Linked DNA regions of Homo sapiens: region 1 is linked to region 2. Evidence: chromatin loops called from intact Hi-C (ENCODE). Cell type or tissue: mesothelial cell of epicardium. All regions are shown on one strand. Each heading gives the region's core, and the rest is flanking DNA. Links, peaks and the distances in the headings are about the cores only. Region 1 has its middle 29 kb from the start of TRI-TAT2-1. Region 2 has its middle 90 kb from the start of TRI-TAT2-1.

Region 1 (8,330 bases), core at 93-8,092, 61 kb after region 2:
TTAGCTCCTGAACCAGCTCTGTCCACTTTCAGCTCAGTAACTGTCAGCTGATCCTCCCCTTTCCCCCATGAAAGACCCAAATCCCTAGACTGAATGGCTCTTTCTTTTACCCATTACATTCCCCAGCCCATCCCACCCATCCTCCAGCCTGATTTCCCTCACTGCTCCTCATGTACCTGAGGGTGCAGGAATTCCATGAATTCCATCCTCACCCATGTGTTACAATTTCATGCTTTCCCTTAATCAATCCCTTTTCTGAGAAGGCCTTTTCTTCCTCCAGGTCCAGATCCAAGCCACCCTTCCAAGTTCCATTCAAAAGCCACTTTCTCCAGCAAGACTCATCCTCCCTCTTTTGAACTTGGGGAGAACTTTTCAGTACCTAACTGATGACTTTCCTTCTTGTTCTAAGTTATCTGTATTTATTTGTTTATCTGGCCTATACCCCCCTTGAGATTCTAAACCCTCAGGTCTGTGGTCCTGTGACTCTTTCAGGTTTCCCTTCCTCCCAAACGCTTCTTCACGGCCTGGGCAATGGTAGGTACGTGGAATCAGCAGAGGATGTTGGTGGTGGTGTCTGGATCCATGCCTGTGGTCGTGGTGGGATGTGGCGGTGGGGTTGAACTGCAAGAAGGAAGATGGTGGTAGTAATGGAAACTGGCCAACAAATCTTCCCCTAGACAATCTCCCCCTGGCTACACTTTGCAGTTGAACAACTCTGCTTTGGAAAAGACATTAAGATGCCAGGCATGGACAGCCAGCCAAGCACCACAGCTCTACTGGATCAACCTCAGCCGTCTAGGCCCTTTCTTCCCATCCACAAATGGAATGCTTTCTGAGGAAACACACAACACAGTGCTAGATAGAAATATTGAAGGCTTGGGTGGGGGGAGCGGGGAGGGATAGCATTAGGAGATATACCTAATGTAAACGATGAGTTAATGGGTGCAGCACACCAACATGGCACATGTATACATATGTAACAAACCTACACGTTGTACACATGTACCCTAAAACTTAAAGTATAATTTAAAAAAAAAAGAGGAAAAAAAAAGAAAAAAGAAATATTGAAGGCTCTTTTGCCAGGGCGTCCCTCCGGAGAGAACACAGTGTAGCCATAATTTATTGCGTTCACTATGTTCACTTCCAATCTTACTTTTATGGACATTATTTCATGGGCTGCAGCTTAAACACAGATGGAAAAGATTCTGGCTTTGTAACAAGAGATGGTTTCTGGTGGGCCAGCCCACGGCTGTTTGTGTGAGCAAACACACATGATCATGTCCTTAGGTGGGGCTGGGAGATGCCTTTATTATGTGCTGGGACTTTGATCCAACAATTCTGGCTTCATCTTTTCCCAAGGCTGGGGCCCCAGATACTCCCAGGGGAGGAAGTGACAAACGCCATAGTGGGCGAGGAGGAGGAACAGGCCAGCCTTTGAAATGTATTTCTGCTTTGGGCTGGATCTGCCATCCTTGAGTCTTCAGAGGGCTTTGACCCAGGGACTTGGGCCTAGACCCCAAAGGGCAAAATTGAAAGGAAGAGGACACTATTATACATGTGAGATATATATATATATATATATATATATATATATATATTTTATGAATCTGTGTTGTATGATTTACATTGTCTTTTTTTGGGGAGCAGGGGCAAGAGCTAGTTAGAAAACTGAGCTCGCCCTGTCTCTAATGTCTGGTGAGCTGCTCTCCTCTCTCTACAATATATCACGGGTAGTTTCATGTCAACAAACATTCTTAAAAACATGATTGAGGCCAGGTGCGGTGGCTCACATCTATAATCCTAGCACTTTGGGAGGCCGAGGTATGAGGATCACTTGAGGCCAGGAGTTCAAGACCCCCATTGCTACAAAAAAATAAGAAATTAGCCAGGCATGGTGGTGTGTGCCTGTAGTCCCAGCTACTTAGGAGGTCAAGGCTGGAGGATTGCTTGAGCCAGCAAGTTCAAGGCTGCAGTGAGCTATGATCACACCACTGCACTCCAGCCTGGGTGACAGAGCAAGAACCTATCTTGAAAAAAAAAAAAAAAGGGAACATGATCAGACTTATGGTGTTCAGAGTCTGGTGTGTCAAGGTTTGTCTAACGGACCTCATTTAGGCTGGGGAGAAAGAGAGCACAGGAGGGAGAGAAGGGGAAAGACACATGGAGGGAAAGGGAGAGAGGGAGAGACAGAGGAGGTTGAGCCTCATAGGAAAGGCCCCAGCCCACCAGGTATATCATGGCCCCAGGTGTGACCCATACACATCTCTAGGCTCCAAGGACACTGGGTCAAGGCCAGCCTCATGCTGACAGACAGCAAGGCCTCCAGGACCTGCAGCCAGCAGCCTTCCCAGCCCCTCCTCTCTTTTCTCCCAGGGTTGGTTTCCAGCTGACTCTAAGAAGCCTTGGGAGGGTAGATTGGGAAACACGGGAGGACTCTGGGCTGCAAGGGGCAGCGGCCATCTTCAGCTAGGAGGGTCCGTGGAAAGTGAGTGGGGGGAGGGGAGCACCCAGGAGGGGACTCTGGGGGGCCTTGCGGAGGGTAATCTGTCCTGCATGCCCAGCTTCCAGGGATTCCACATGGAGGAGCTGCTGTGTGAAGTGAAATGTCTATGAGAGGCTGGACTCGGGGGTCTCCACCACTGTGAGCCTGGCAGCAGAGCTCCATGGGAGAAAGATGACACTCCCAGTTGCTTGGCAGAGATGGTTTCTTTGGTTTTTATTGTACAGGCATTTTTACTTTGCACTATTGCAGTGGTAATATTCCAGGGGAGCCATCCCTAGGGGGGTCCTTGAGGGTTTAAATAGACCCAAGGAAATGGTCTTCTATGCCCAGAAAGCCTTCTGTCCTCACCAGGCTTTACTGGTGAGATGTCACACTCAACGCTGGGGGCGCAGAGAGGGTTTGAGAGCTTTGAAACATGAGTGGGGGCCGGGGGGAATGGCTCCAGGCTGCAGATGCTTCAGGAAGATCGTGCCCAGCACCTGAGCTGCTTGAGAAATCTGGCACAGGCACCCGGCACAATAGACTCAAGAACTACATTTCAGAAAAGGTGATAACCAGGTCTGGAGGACACATTCTTGTCTGGCTGTCCCCGGTCCATGAGGGAACCACACACATCCCCACTGCCCCCCACTGCAGGAGTCCTGGTGGGGCCATCTGTTAATCCCAGGGCTCCCCAGCTCCCACCCCTGAAAACAAGTTTGAGCCCTGGATCTCCGCCCTAGGACTTCTCAGCAGTGGAAGCCAATATAGTCCTTTCTGCTCAAGCCTGTTTGATTTGGTCTTCTGTCACTTGCAACTGAAAATGTCCCATCTAACATACCAGACTAATAACTAACTATGAAATAGGCTCCAAACCAAAGAACAGAGTCAGAGTGAAAATGTGTTTTCCAAGGGTCAGAATCCCATAGTTCTCTGGAAGAGAAACATAAAAGACCTCTGCCAGATCTGGACAGGCCAGCTAGAAGCAGTACTGCCCTTAGACATAGGCAAGAGAGGCCCCTGCACACACACACACACACACACACACACACATTAAAGAATACATGGATATCTCTGCCCTTGTCCCTCGAGATCCAGCACTCAGCACTAGTACAGTGTGATCTCTAACCCCAAAACATCCACTCTCATGAGCAACACCATTCAGGCCCCAGGGAAACGCCTCACATCCTTTGTGTTATGTCCTTGAATCAAAAAAGACTGTGTCTACATACTGTGAAAATTTCTGGGCTATGCTGCTGTTCACACCAGAGACAGACACTGCCCTGGCTCTGGAGTGTAGCGAGGAGTGGATGGTGTGCACACTAAGGTAAGAGAAAAGGCATTGATCAAATCCTTCCTCTCACATAGCAAGAATGCAAGAGAAGTGGCAGATCCCAGCGGTGGCAAGATGCACTTTCTTGCTTTTCTTTGTGGTTGCAGAGGTACTCACACATTAGCACAATATTTGCTATAGTTGCACATGGCAGCTGAGGAGCATTTTCCAATATGAATAATTCATAATTTGCCTACATTTGCACACATGTAGGTCAAGATATAACATGCATGAAGCATGACACTGATGCTTTACATTGGCAACTAGACAGACATGGAACAATGCTACAATTGTAAATGAGTTTATTTTTGTAAAAATGTTTAGTAAGACTTCATTACATTTTCAAGACTTATATTTAAAATTTAGCTTCACTTAAACATCTTATTTAAATGTTGAATGTATTAGATAAAGTTGATCGGTTATACTATTAGTTATGTTTGCCTTTTAATTTTAATAGATAATTTTGAAGATTTTAAGAAAAAATAATTTTTAAAACTTACAAGAGAAGTAACTTTAAGCTTTGATCTTTTACAATTTACTTTAATTTACATTTTTATTAAAATAGGTGCAATTTTGTGCTGTTTTGGTTATCTCTGCTGCATAACAAACCCCAAAACTTAGTGCTTTAAAATCAATTGGCCAGGCATGGTGGCTCACTCCTATAATCCCAGCACTTTGGGAGGCCGAGGCAGGAGGATCACTTGAGGCCAAGAGTTCAAGACCAGCCTGGGCAACATAGAGAGACCCCCATCTCCACACAAAAGAAGCTTTTAATTAAAAACAATTATTTTTAATAAAAACAAAATATTTTTAGCTCTCAGGGTTACCTGGACTTAGTGGTCGCTTATGGGGACAGGTCTCTCATGTAGTCGCAGTCAAATGGCAGCAGGACCTAGAGCAAGCTTGTCCAACCTGCAGCCTATGGGCTGCATGAGACCCTGGATGGCTTTGAATGCAGGCCAACACAAATTCGTAAACTTTCTTTTTTTTTTTTTTTTTTTTTTTTTTGAGATGGAGCTTCGCTCTTGTTGCCCAGGCTGGAATGCAATGGCGTGATCTCGGCTTGCTGCAACCTCTGCCTCCCAGGTTCAAGTGATTCTCCTGTCTAAGCCTCCCAAGTAGCTGGGATTACAGGCACCCACCACCATGCCCAGCTAATTTTTGTATTTGTAGTAGAGACTGGGTTTCACCATGTTGGCCAGGTTGGTCTTGAACTCCTGACCTCAGGTGATCCACCCGCCTCAGCCTCCCACAGTGCTGGAGTTACAGGCATGAGCCACCATGCCCAGCCCATAAACTTTCTAAAAAATTATGAGTATTTTTTGTGTGCGTGATTTTTGTTTTTAGCTCATCAGCTATTGTTAGTGTATTTTATGTGTGGCCCAAGACAGTCCTTCTTCTTCCAATGTGGCCACAGAAGCCAAAAGATTGGACACCCTTGGTCTAGAGTCAAACGTTGGCTCAACTGGACTGCACATCCAAGATGGCAGCATCTTCTTTCACCTATCTTCTTTCATCCTCAGCTGGGATGGCTGGAACAAGTGGAATCTGGCTGAATCTATTGCTTTCTCCATGTGGCCTTTCCATGTGGCTATCTTGGCTTCCTTATAGTATGATGGCCTCAGAGGAATCAAATTTCTAAGATGATAGCTGACTTACCCCAGAGCAAGCTTTCTAACAGACCCAGCTGAAAGGCAAAAGGCTTCCCATGGCCTATCCTCAGAAGTCATGCAGCCTCACCATCACTGCTTTCTGTTGGTCAAAAGCGAGTCACGGAGACAACCCAGAGTTAAGAGAGGGGAATACACAAGGTTGGGCATACTAGGGGTGTGAACACGGGGGTGCTATCTTGGAAGACTAGCTGCCACAATGTCTGCCCTCTGCCTCCCATGAATCACATACCTCCCACGTGCAAAATACAGTCGCCTTCCAAGACCATTAAGGTATCAGCCATGAAGCCTTTAGGTTCAGGCTCCAAATCCAGGACCTCAACCTCTAACTCAGGTCCAGGTGCAAATAAGGCCCCTCAGGTGTGGTTCTTTAGAGAGGGTTTGTTTTGCCCTGAAGATCTGTGAGCTAAAGAGACAAGTTGTCTTCCCCCATGGCCAACGTACAGCAACAAAGTGGACACAGGATAATGGCAACAGACACTCTCATTCAAAAAGGAGAAGAAACTAGCACAGTGCAATTCCGAAAGCAAGCCAGGCACATGTCACCAGTGTCTTCATTAGACCTGGTCCTGCTCTCAGGGAGGGGCTGTCCCTAGCTGTTGGCTTCACACTCAATTATCCATCCTTCTCCATAAGAAATGACCAGGGCAGCTGGGCACAGTGGCTCACGCCTGTAATCCCAGCACTTTGGGAGGCCGAGGTGGGTGGATCACATGAGGTTGGGAGTTCGAGACCAGCCTGGCCAACATGGTGAAACCCCATCTCTACTAAAAATACAAAAATTAGCCAGGTGTGGTTGCATACATATGTAATCCCAGCTACTCAGGAGGCTGAGGCAAGAGAATCACTTGAATCCGGGGGATGGAGGTTGCAGTGAGCCAAAATTGTGCCACTGCACTCCAGCCTGGGCAACAGAGTGAGACTCCATCTCAAAAAAAAAAAGAAAGAAAGAAACTAATGACCAGGGTCTGCTGCATTTTGAACTGTCTCCGTCCCTTCCCACCCAACTTGATACAATTCTTTCAAAAACTTGTGGGTTTCTTAAATATCAAATGATAATTTACTACTTAAGACAATAGCCATACCCCCATTTCTCCCCTAGTAGGCCTTCTTCTACTTTAAGCCACTTGTGAGGTTGCTGTGGGATTCTTAGAAGTCCTATTGTCTAGCAGAGAGGATCTAAGATGTATACTCTGAAGATTCTTTACTGGGCGTGGCAGTGTGTGCTTGTGGTCCCAGCTGCTCAAGAGGGCTCTTTGTACCTAAGAGTTGGAGGCCAGCCTGGACAACATAGCAAGACCCTGTCTCAAGGGGGAAAAAAATATTCTCGGAAGCCCTTTTGTCTATCCAAAAGGTCTACAAAAATAATGCCCTTAAATTTTTCTGAGGTTTTAATAAAGGGTTTTACAGCCACATTCTTGATTTCACATTTACCCAAGGCCACAATTTACGGGCAGTGCCCTAAATTTTATCTTTGCTCTAAGACCATTTCTTATTTTGAAAGCCTTTTACTGGCTGGAACAACAGTCCTGGGCTCCTTGTATTTCCAAAATTCTGCTCAAAACCTAAATAGTTCCTTCTTTAGTTCATCTCTATCTCTTCCTATTTTATTTATTTTTTATTTATTTTTGAGATGGAGCCTCCTTCTGTCACCCAGGCTGGAGTGCAGTGGTGTGATCTCAGCTCACTGCAACCTCCGCCTCCTGGGTTCATGTGATTTTCCTGCCTCAGCCTCCTGAGTAGCTGGGATTACAGGCGTGTACCACCACACCCAGCTAATTTTTTATATTTTTGCTAGGGACGGGGTTTCACCATGTTGGCCAGGCTGGTCTCCAACTCCTGACCTCGAGTGATCCGCCCACCTCGGCCTCCCAGAGTGCTGGGATTACAGGCGTGAGCCACCACGCCCAGACTCTTCCTGTTTTATCAGAGTCGGGTGGAAGAAGCTAATTATTAAATATCACTTTCAAAAGATCCGCCTTGAAATCGCCCTAGCCAGATCCCCAAGTTCACTGGGTGCCCTTTTCTATGTCCACATCATTGCAGGTGAGGAACTCACTTAACTCTTCTGCCAGTGCCTCTCCCAGGCCTTTTGTTCTCCAGCCTCCAATACGTTTCCTCACTCTGTCTCAAGATTTCAGTACACCACAGGTTTTAGGTTTTTCTTACAACACACCACTTCTAGCACTGTGGTCCCAGCCTTCCAAAGAAAGCCCCAGTGAACAAGACCTCCTGGTATTTATACCTTGTGTGGTCCTCCCACGAAGAATCTGGGCTGGCCTGTGACTCATCTAACAAATACAATGCAGTGGAAGCAGTTGCATAACTTTTGGATGGACCCTTCAGGAGGACTGGCAGCTTCCTCTTCCTCCCTTTTAAATTACTCATTTCTGTGAGTCCTGAGCACCAGCCATGTAAGAAGTCCAGCTACCCCCTTGGAGTGACCAGCAACTCTATTGGAGAGAGAAGGCCAGAGATGACACACAGAGGGAGAAAGGAGCAGATGTCCCTGCCTCCCAGCTGAGCCTCCTAATGATCCCGGCCTCATCCACCACTCAACCACAGCCACATGAGAATTCCCAAGCACCAGCAGCAGCAAAGCTGCTCAGCTAAACCCAGCCAAGCCACAGAAACACGCAATAATCAAATGGTGGTGGTTCTCAGCCCCTAAGTTTTGGGACAGTTTGTTACGTAGCACAGATGACTGAAACAACTCTGACACAAGCTCCTTTTCTCTTTCATCCTGTAGATCAGCACTGTCATCGGAACACAAATGATGAGTTTGCTATTATAAAAACATGATTACTAATTTTGCTGAAGTTAAGGCAAAGAAGTGAATTCTAGA
Region 2 (8,330 bases), core at 275-8,274:
AAAGGGAACTCCCTTGCCTCCAGGCCGCAGCTTCAACTGTAAAATGGGCTGACAACCATCCTGGGTTAAGTGTGTCCAGCACTTGAGACACTACAGAGGGCTGCAGATACATTCAAGGGGTCTCTGGCTGGGGAAGACGCTGAGATGTTATTCCCTTTCCAGCCTCCTTTGCCCTTGGCCTTCTTCTCACCTACCATCAGACAGAGGCCTCCCTCACGCTGCACAGCCTCCTCCTGGGTGATTGTGAGGGCTCCGTGGCCACAGAGATGAAAGAACATTTCTTGTGCACCTACTCAAGGCAATTATCAGAAACTGGAATTATTATACCCCCTGCCCAACCAGCTTATAGTTGAAGGAAATGCGGTTCAGGCACAGAAGGTGACTCACCTGGAGTCACATGGTTTCTAAGCCCTTGCTTGGGTTTGGAATCCTAGGCCTGACTGACTCCAAGGCCCATGTTCCTGCCCCTGCCCCACTCCAAGCCCCCAGTTCACCAGCAGCATAATAGCCCGGGGAACCTGAGACCTGAACTGCCCAAATGCTGGGACTATCCTGGGGTGGCCTCCCCTCCTGTGGGTGCTGAGACAGTGGTCACCACTCCACCATCGGGAGAGACGGACACTCCAAACTACCACCAACTCCCTCGCTGGCCAAGGACCACCAGGAATGAGTGGATGGGATGGGAAACAGGCAGGAAGAGGTGATGCTCAGGCCTAAGTGTGAGTCTGGGCTCAGCCGTGTTGACTTGCCCAAGTTTCCTCACCCCCCTGGCTCTCCGTGACCTCATCTGTAGATCCTGGACAGGAAGAACACTGTCCTATCTCGCAGGCTGTCGGGAGATTTAAATGAGATGACTGATGGGTGTTGAAATGATCAAGGCTTGTTGTCACTGGTAATTAGCACACTCGTTATTTGTTTGTGTTTCTAAGCAGCAGATTCGCTAAGTGGGTTAAACCGCTTCTCAGTCCCAGCTGCTCAAGTGTCCTGTTGACACTGGTCCTGCTTTGTTCACAGACAGCAAAGGTGAATCCATGCCCTGCACAGTTGGAACAGCCCATACCCCAGGGGAGCCCCCATGGGGCGCAGACTGTTCAGCTTTTGTGCTGGTTTTCTTGGCCCTCAGGCCAACCAAGCGACGGGAGGCAAGCGTAGCAGGCATTCTTCCTCCCCTGGGTTCTCAGAAATGGATAAACCAACACATGAGACCCACAGCCACCCTGGCGTATTTGCAGGGAGTGCTTACTATGTGCCAGACAGTTTGCTCCTCTACAGATAAAACCCTGGGAGCTTCTCCCTGCAGCCCTGCGACAGGGGTGGCTTTCTAACTCCCACCCCTCCACTCCCTTCCTTCCTTCCCTTTCTGCTTCCTTCCTTCCTTCTCCCAGCTTTCCACCTTTGATTCCAAAAGTCAGTCCCAGGGCAGTGGCAGGGGGCAGCAGGATTGCTGGCCCTCAGGGTACCTGTCTAGGGCAGGAGGGAAGGGCCCTGGGAAGTTAGGATCATGGCCCGGCTGTCTAGGAGGACCCAGGGGACCTGACTCAGGCAGAGCAGCAAAGGGAACAAGGCAAGTGCAGAGATACTGGACCCAGGGAAGGGCATTGACTCATGTGGGGCACTGGCCTGAGCAGGGAAGCCCTTCTGGCTGGGATTCCAAGAAGGAATATTTCTCAGCCAGTCCCCAGTTTGACACCTCCAAAAATTAATGCCAGAGGCCCCCTCAGCAAAGCCTGGGGCACGATAGGCGCACCATCAAGGAGCATCAAATCAAACTGACCAGGAACTCGAGGAACGTCGCTTCCTCCAACACCTGAGAAAACAGGAGGCAAAGCCGGGCCAGGTCTTATGGAAAGACTGGGAGAACCAGGGAGCCCAGAACATCTGAAAGAAGGACTTCAGGACCTAGCCCTGAAGGAGCTAGGTTCAGGTGCTGAAAAGAAGCCGCCAGTGCTGGGAGGTGGGGCTCTACTGGAGTAATATCTCCTGAGCTGCAAGTAGCTGCACTCCCATGTTCCTGTGTGTCCACAGAGCCACTAGGCTCAGGCGGATACTCTGCTTCTCACAGGTCAGCCATTCAACCCTCCTGGCCACCATGAGGCAGGAATCAGCACCCCCAGGTAAATCTAAAGAACCTTAAGGGTTTGTTGTTGTTGTTGTTGTTGTTTTTAATAGAGACAGGGTCTCCCTCTGTCACCCAGGCTGGAGTGCAGTGATACAATCAGAGCTTATTGCAGCCTCAAACTCCTGGACTCAAGTGATCCTCCTGCCTCAGCCTCCTGAGTAGCTGGGACTACAGGCAGTTCCCATCACACCCAGCTAATTCTTTTTTTTTTTTTTTTCCTTAGTATTTATTTATTTTTGAGATGGAGTTTTGGGCCAGGCTGGAGTGCAGTGGCACGATCTCGGCTCACCGCAAACTCCGCCTCCCACGTTCAAGCATTTCTCCTGCTTCAGTGTCCCAAGTAGCAGGGATTACAGGCATGAGCCACCACACCCAGCTAATTTTGTATTTTTAGTAGAGACAGGGTTTCTCCATGTTGGTCAGGCTGGTCTCAAACTCCCGACTGCAGGTGATCCACCTGCCTCAGCTTCCCAAAGTGCTGGGATTACAGGCGTGAGCCAACGCGCCCAGCCCACACCCAGCTGATGTTGTTGTTGTTGTTGTTGTTGTTGTTGTTGTTTTTGAGATGGAATCTCGCACTTTCACCCAGGCTGGAGTGCAGTGGCGTGATCTCGGCTCACTGCAAGCTCCGCCTCCCAGGTTCACGCCATTCTCCTGCCTCAGCCTCCCAAGTAGCTGAGGCTACAGGCGCCCGCCACCACACCTGGCTAATTTTTTGTATTTTTAGTAGAGACGGGGTTTCACCGTGTTAACCAGGATGGTCTTGCTCTCCTGACCTCGTGATCTGTCCACCTCGGCCTCCCAAAGTGCTGGGATTACAGGCATGAGCCACCGTGCCCAGCCCGCACCCAGCTGATTTTTTTAAACAATTTTGGTAGAGATGGGTTCTCACTATGTTGTCCAGGCTTAGGAACCTGAAGTTTAGAGATGAGTACCAAACCCATCTCATGGTACTCAACTCCAGACTTGCTCAAAAATACTTGAGGAATAACCAGCTCTGGGTCACATAGTGTCCTTGACAGGGCCATAAGGCTACAAAGAACTTAAGTGCTTATTGTTTAACAGGACAAAAATTGTTAACCAGAGATTGCCCCAAGCCTTTCTCTCCTTTCCTGCTAAGGGAGCTCTGACTGGCCCACATCTTCCCTTCACTCCTCACCCTTGAAGAGGGCCTGTCTTGCAAAGTGGTTCTTTGGAACAGAAACACAAACTTGGAAGCAAAAGGGAAAGGGGAGGAAGATCAGAGAGGTGCTGGGCTAGTGCTGGGGGTAGCTCTGAGGTTGGAGGAGAAAGAATTGTGCCCAGGGAGGCACAGAGGCTGATAGAGAAATGGGGGGTGGGCTAAGAGGTCTCCATGTGGTCCGCTATCCCCCTTTGGGACTGCAAAATACAAGGAAAGAACTGAAGTTATAATGACCTAAGATTTGGTTTCTCAGCTCTGTTCTTTTGAAGCAACACCACTGAGAGAAGGGACCCTGTGAGTCACAGCTTTCTAGGCATTCCGTTTGTAAGGATGTGTGTGGCGAGGAATGGAAACTGGAACTGAGGCAAAGCAGAGACCAGCCTCTTCCTCACAGCATCTTTGCCTTGCTTTGTGTGCTTGATCTTGGATTTCCAGCCTCCAGAACTGTGAGAAGTACATGTCTGTTGTTTCTAAGCCACTGCGTCTATGGTATTCTGTTCCAGCAGTCCAAACTAAGACAGGAGCCCCAGTCTTGCCCAGAGTGAGAGAGGTACTCTCCCCTTCCTTCTGCCAACTCTCAGATCACACAGGGGTGAACTGAAATTCCTGCTCAGGTCATGCAAGGGTGGACTGGAAATTCCATCCTCCTATTTTGTAAGTACCTTCAAACTATAAAAAGCATTTTGCAAGCACCTTCAAAAGGTTTTTAAAACTTTCCAAAAAGAAATGTAAATGTGGGCGAATGTTTTTTTGATCCAGGAAACATGCATAATGGGACTTTTAAGAAAGGGTCACTTGGTGTCCCCTCCTTTGATTTTAAGGAAGAGAAAGGGCTCTTTCCCCCCTGCCCATTGGATGGGAAGACAAGGCTTTCCTCTGTATGAGAGCTGCACACTCCCCCAAACACCACCAACTCTTAGCTCTCTCCAGTCTTCTTATATTGACCAGGAAGGTGGGACTTCCATCCACAGGCCCCAGCAACAGTGAGCAGTGCCACGTGTACCCAAGGTGAACATGTTGCATGCAGGGGATGGTGCCTGAGTCAGGGCTGCCAACTGAGTGTGCAGGGCAGATGTATCTGTCCAAGGAGGTATGCACTGAACTCTGCTGTCATTTTAAGCTGGTAGGCCAATGGTTTCTTCCCGTCTGGACAGAATGTGCCTTCATGAGGGGCTGTGGATAACTGTGATCACATGAAACTGTTGGACGAGCTGATCTGGACAACCTAGGGGCAGATGAGAGTGAATTATTGTGCTTTACAGTACTTTTGAAGAAAGGCAGTTTTACGACTTTCAAATAGATATGGTAAATGGGAACCATGTGTGACCAGCAGAGGCCCTTGGGGAACTGCTTCAAGGACCAGCTAAGAATCAGCTATAACCAGCAAAGCACTTGTTTATATGTGAATGAGCGAGCTTCACATGTGTTTTAAAATGTCTTGTTTGAATGTCTCTCCTGACACCATTTTCTTACTACCTTTTTTGTACTTCCACGAAGAAAGGGTTGGTTCAACAAAGGCTAACATCCCCCCAGCCATATCCAAATTATTACAAACCTCAAATGCCCACTTCCCCACAATCAAAGATGTTTGCCTGAGTTGGCAGCTCATGAGGAAGCTTGCATTTCACAGCAGGAAGAAGGGTTTAGCCAAAATTTCCACATGGAGACAACCTTGATCCCAACCCAAACCCATCTCATGATACTCATCTCCAGACTTGCTCAAAAATATTTGAGGAACTTAGCTGAGTTTAAATACTCAAGGGAGAAAGATGGAAAGTTGAAGCCTCCCTGGTGAACTTCGACCTGGTACAGGTTTTTAAACAGTGATACTTATCCAGTGACTACTGTGTATGTGCCCCCATGGGGGATGCTCTAATGAACATGTCCTCCAGGAAAATTGAATCTTGTGGATTTCAGTTGGTGAGAGGGGACATGCATACAAACCATGGCACAAGGCAAAGTGAAGGTAATGCAACGGAATAGAAATAAACAGCACTCCACAGTGGGGCAAGAGAATATTACTTCCAGCCAGAGAACCACAAGAGACTCTATGAGGGAGATCACCTGTGGTTGTAGATGTGCATTCTACCATCCAGCAGTTACACTTCTATATGGTAGAAACTTTTGCAGGTGAACTCAAGGAAATATGCACAAAGACAGTGCAGCTTTCTAGGTAGTGTCAAAAAATTAGAAATAATCCAAATATCCACTAATAGATGAAAGGATGAATAAATTGAGATATTTTCATACAATGAAACATTATACCTAGGTTGAAGTGAACGTACTAGAGCTCGATGTATCTACATGGAAAAACCTAGATAACCATTTTGGTCAACAATTAAAAAAATGCAGAAGAATATTTACAAAGATGGCATTATGTAAATTTTAAACTCATGAATTGACATACTCCTTATGTGGAAAATGCATCCGTACATAGGGGAAAAAGATACCCACTCATTTCAGAATATTGATCACCTTTGGAGACAGAAGGAGGGGTATGAGATAAGGAAGGGGCATAAAGGGGACCTCAGATATACCATTACTTCCTTTCAATTTTTTAAATTAAATGTGATTAAATGTAAACATTCTTAAAGCTAAGAAGTAGGCAGATGGGCTTTTGTTACATGATTCTTTATTTCTCTGTATGTTTGAAATAAATTCATTCATTAAGAAAATGAGGTCTTTCATTCTTCTAGAAATACTGAGTAAAATATTACATCTTTTTAAATGCGAAGCTGAGCTTTCAAGAAAGTAAACAGAATTAATCTGGAGGAAAAAACAAAGAAGTAACTAAAAATCAAAATTTTAACTGTGGTGAGTGATGTTGTAGAGACTGGTGGGGGCAGGGAGTTACTGGCCCTGATAACCAGAGAGCAAATGGCTAAAGTTAAGATATTCACATAAAGGCAGGACTATACTCCAGGTGGACGGCAGAGTCGGGGCCTGGGGGGACCTACCTCTGGTACACGGACAACCTGTAAGCTTACTGGTCTTATAGTCCAGGTACCGAGGAAAAAAATCCTATCCTCAGGGTATTTGTAGAAAACAATAAGCAGCAACTATTTAGCATCACAGATGCCTGAGATAGTGACAACAGATGGGGCAAACAAGAGACTGGTGAAAAACTTATAAGGATGATGGTGCAGGAAGTAAGATATCCCCAGGGAAACCCTTGGCAAAGAGTGGAAGACTTGGCTGGGTGCGGTGGCTCACACCCGTAATCCTAGCACTTTGGGAGGCTGAGGTGGGCAGATCACTTGAGCCCAGAAGCTCGAGACCAGCCAGGGCAACATGGCGAAACCCCATCTCTATGAAAAATAGAAAAACTAGCCAGGCATGGTGACATGCACCTATAGTCCCAGCTACTCAGGAAGCTGAGGTGGGAGGATCACTTAAGCCTGGGAGGTGGATGTTGCAGCGAGCTGATGTTTTGCCATTGCACTACCGTTTGGGCAACAGAATAAGACCCTGTATCAAAGAGAGAGAGAGAGAGGAAGACTTACTGGTTCAAAACATTTAAGAAATGAGAAAATATTTAGAACTGAGCAATAATGAAAATAGCAACATTTCTAAATTTCTTGATGCAGTTCCAGAGATGTTAGAGGGAAAATTGCAGTCTTCATTTATGACACATGTAAGAAAACGAGTAGAGGGTTAAGTGTCCAGCTCAAGAATTTAGGGAGGAGGGAGCAACAAAGCAAACCTAAATAAAGTTGGATAAAAGAAATAATAAAGACAAGGACAGAGATCAATGAAATAGAAAATGGGCTTAGCGAGTACCAACAAAACCAAAACATGGCTCTTGAAAAGACTGATAAAATAGACAAATTGCTGGCAGTGCTGATTGATCTAGAAAGAGTAAAGGTACAAATGAGCATTCTGTGGAGCTGAGTTACTGCACCAGCCCGAATCCTACTACCTCTAGAACTGTCATGTGGGAAAGGAATAGCCTTCTCTCTTGTTTAAGTCACTGTCAAACTTCTTGCAGTCAAACCTAATCCTAACCCACATAGAGGGCTAAGCCAGGCCTGGGCTGGATCCAGGCACCCTAACTAGGCCAAGCAGGATGGAGGAGGGTGTCTGTACCATGGGTGATCAGGCAAAGTGTGGCTTGAGAAGCAGAGGTGACAGATCAGGCCACAATCAGGCTGGCAGAGCAGGCAGTTGTCCACAGACATGCCCTGATCAGCAGCAGCCATCAGGACAAGTGGTGACTGTTGCACCTGCTTTCAACAGTCTCCCGACTTCCCAGGTGAGTGCACTCCAGGGCTACCTCTTGTGGGCCAGACCTACTGGGCAGGTGTGGTTCCTCCAGGACAGGGGCTACAGTCTCTGATTCGTGTGTGGGTCTTTGACTTGCAAGTTTCAAAAGCCCAACTCAACCCAGCTCAAACAATCAAAGCAATGTATTCACTCATCTAGTTTAACTCAGTCCACCTGCCAAAACTATGTTTCCAAAGATTCATGATGTTGGCTTCACGTGGTCCCATGCTACCCCTCCCTGCAACAGCCCAGATGCTTCACCAGTGAAAGAAAAATGGCTTCAGCAGCTCCAAACCTACCATCCTCACATCACACCATCCAGGAAGATGTAGTTCCTTTTCCAACGTCTCCCTTACAGGACTTGTGATTTGTTCTCCCTCACTGGCCAAAATTAGGCCATCTGCCTGTCTCTAAGCCAATCAACATGCTGATTGACTTCAGCCAGTCAGGACCTAGCCCAGAAACTGCTGCTAAATTGAGTGACTCATGAATGACTAAGCTTCACTCTCCTGGTGTATTAGAGCAGGTTTTCATAATACCTAACTGGTAATGTTTTCAGGCAGTATAAATAAAATCAGCACTTAGTCACTTAGCAGAATGCCTGATACACTCTGCATTTGATCAATGGTAACCAGTAATAGCTATTAGCATGAACACTAAAAACTGGGGCCCTGCGCAGGCGTGGTGGCTCACGCCTATAATCCCAGTACTTTGGGAGGCCGAGGTAGGTGGATCACTTGAGGCCAGGAGTTCAAAACCAGCCTG

What was found. A loop is a pair of places that touch in the nucleus more often than their neighbours do. Peaks named below come from ENCODE experiments on the same cell type or tissue, not always from the same donor. Only the 100,000 strongest peaks of a DNase experiment are listed, where the experiment ranks them.
Region 1: a loop joins it to region 2, with 20 times the contacts of the local background. A loop is called at or near these places in 7 of 110 quality-filtered maps.

The regions. Positions count from the first base shown.
Region 1 is chr2:42,835,642-42,843,971 of GRCh38, reverse strand. No RefSeq gene overlaps it. Among named protein-coding and RNA genes, the nearest start is that of TRI-TAT2-1, 29 kb to the right of the region's middle. In mesothelial cell of epicardium, for the core only: no CTCF peak of the experiment used is centred there; DNase peaks (open chromatin) are centred at 3,101, 3,625 and 7,837.
Region 2 is chr2:42,896,729-42,905,058 of GRCh38, reverse strand. No RefSeq gene overlaps it. Among named protein-coding and RNA genes, the nearest start is that of TRI-TAT2-1, 90 kb to the right of the region's middle. In mesothelial cell of epicardium, for the core only: no CTCF peak of the experiment used is centred there; no DNase peak of the experiment used is centred there.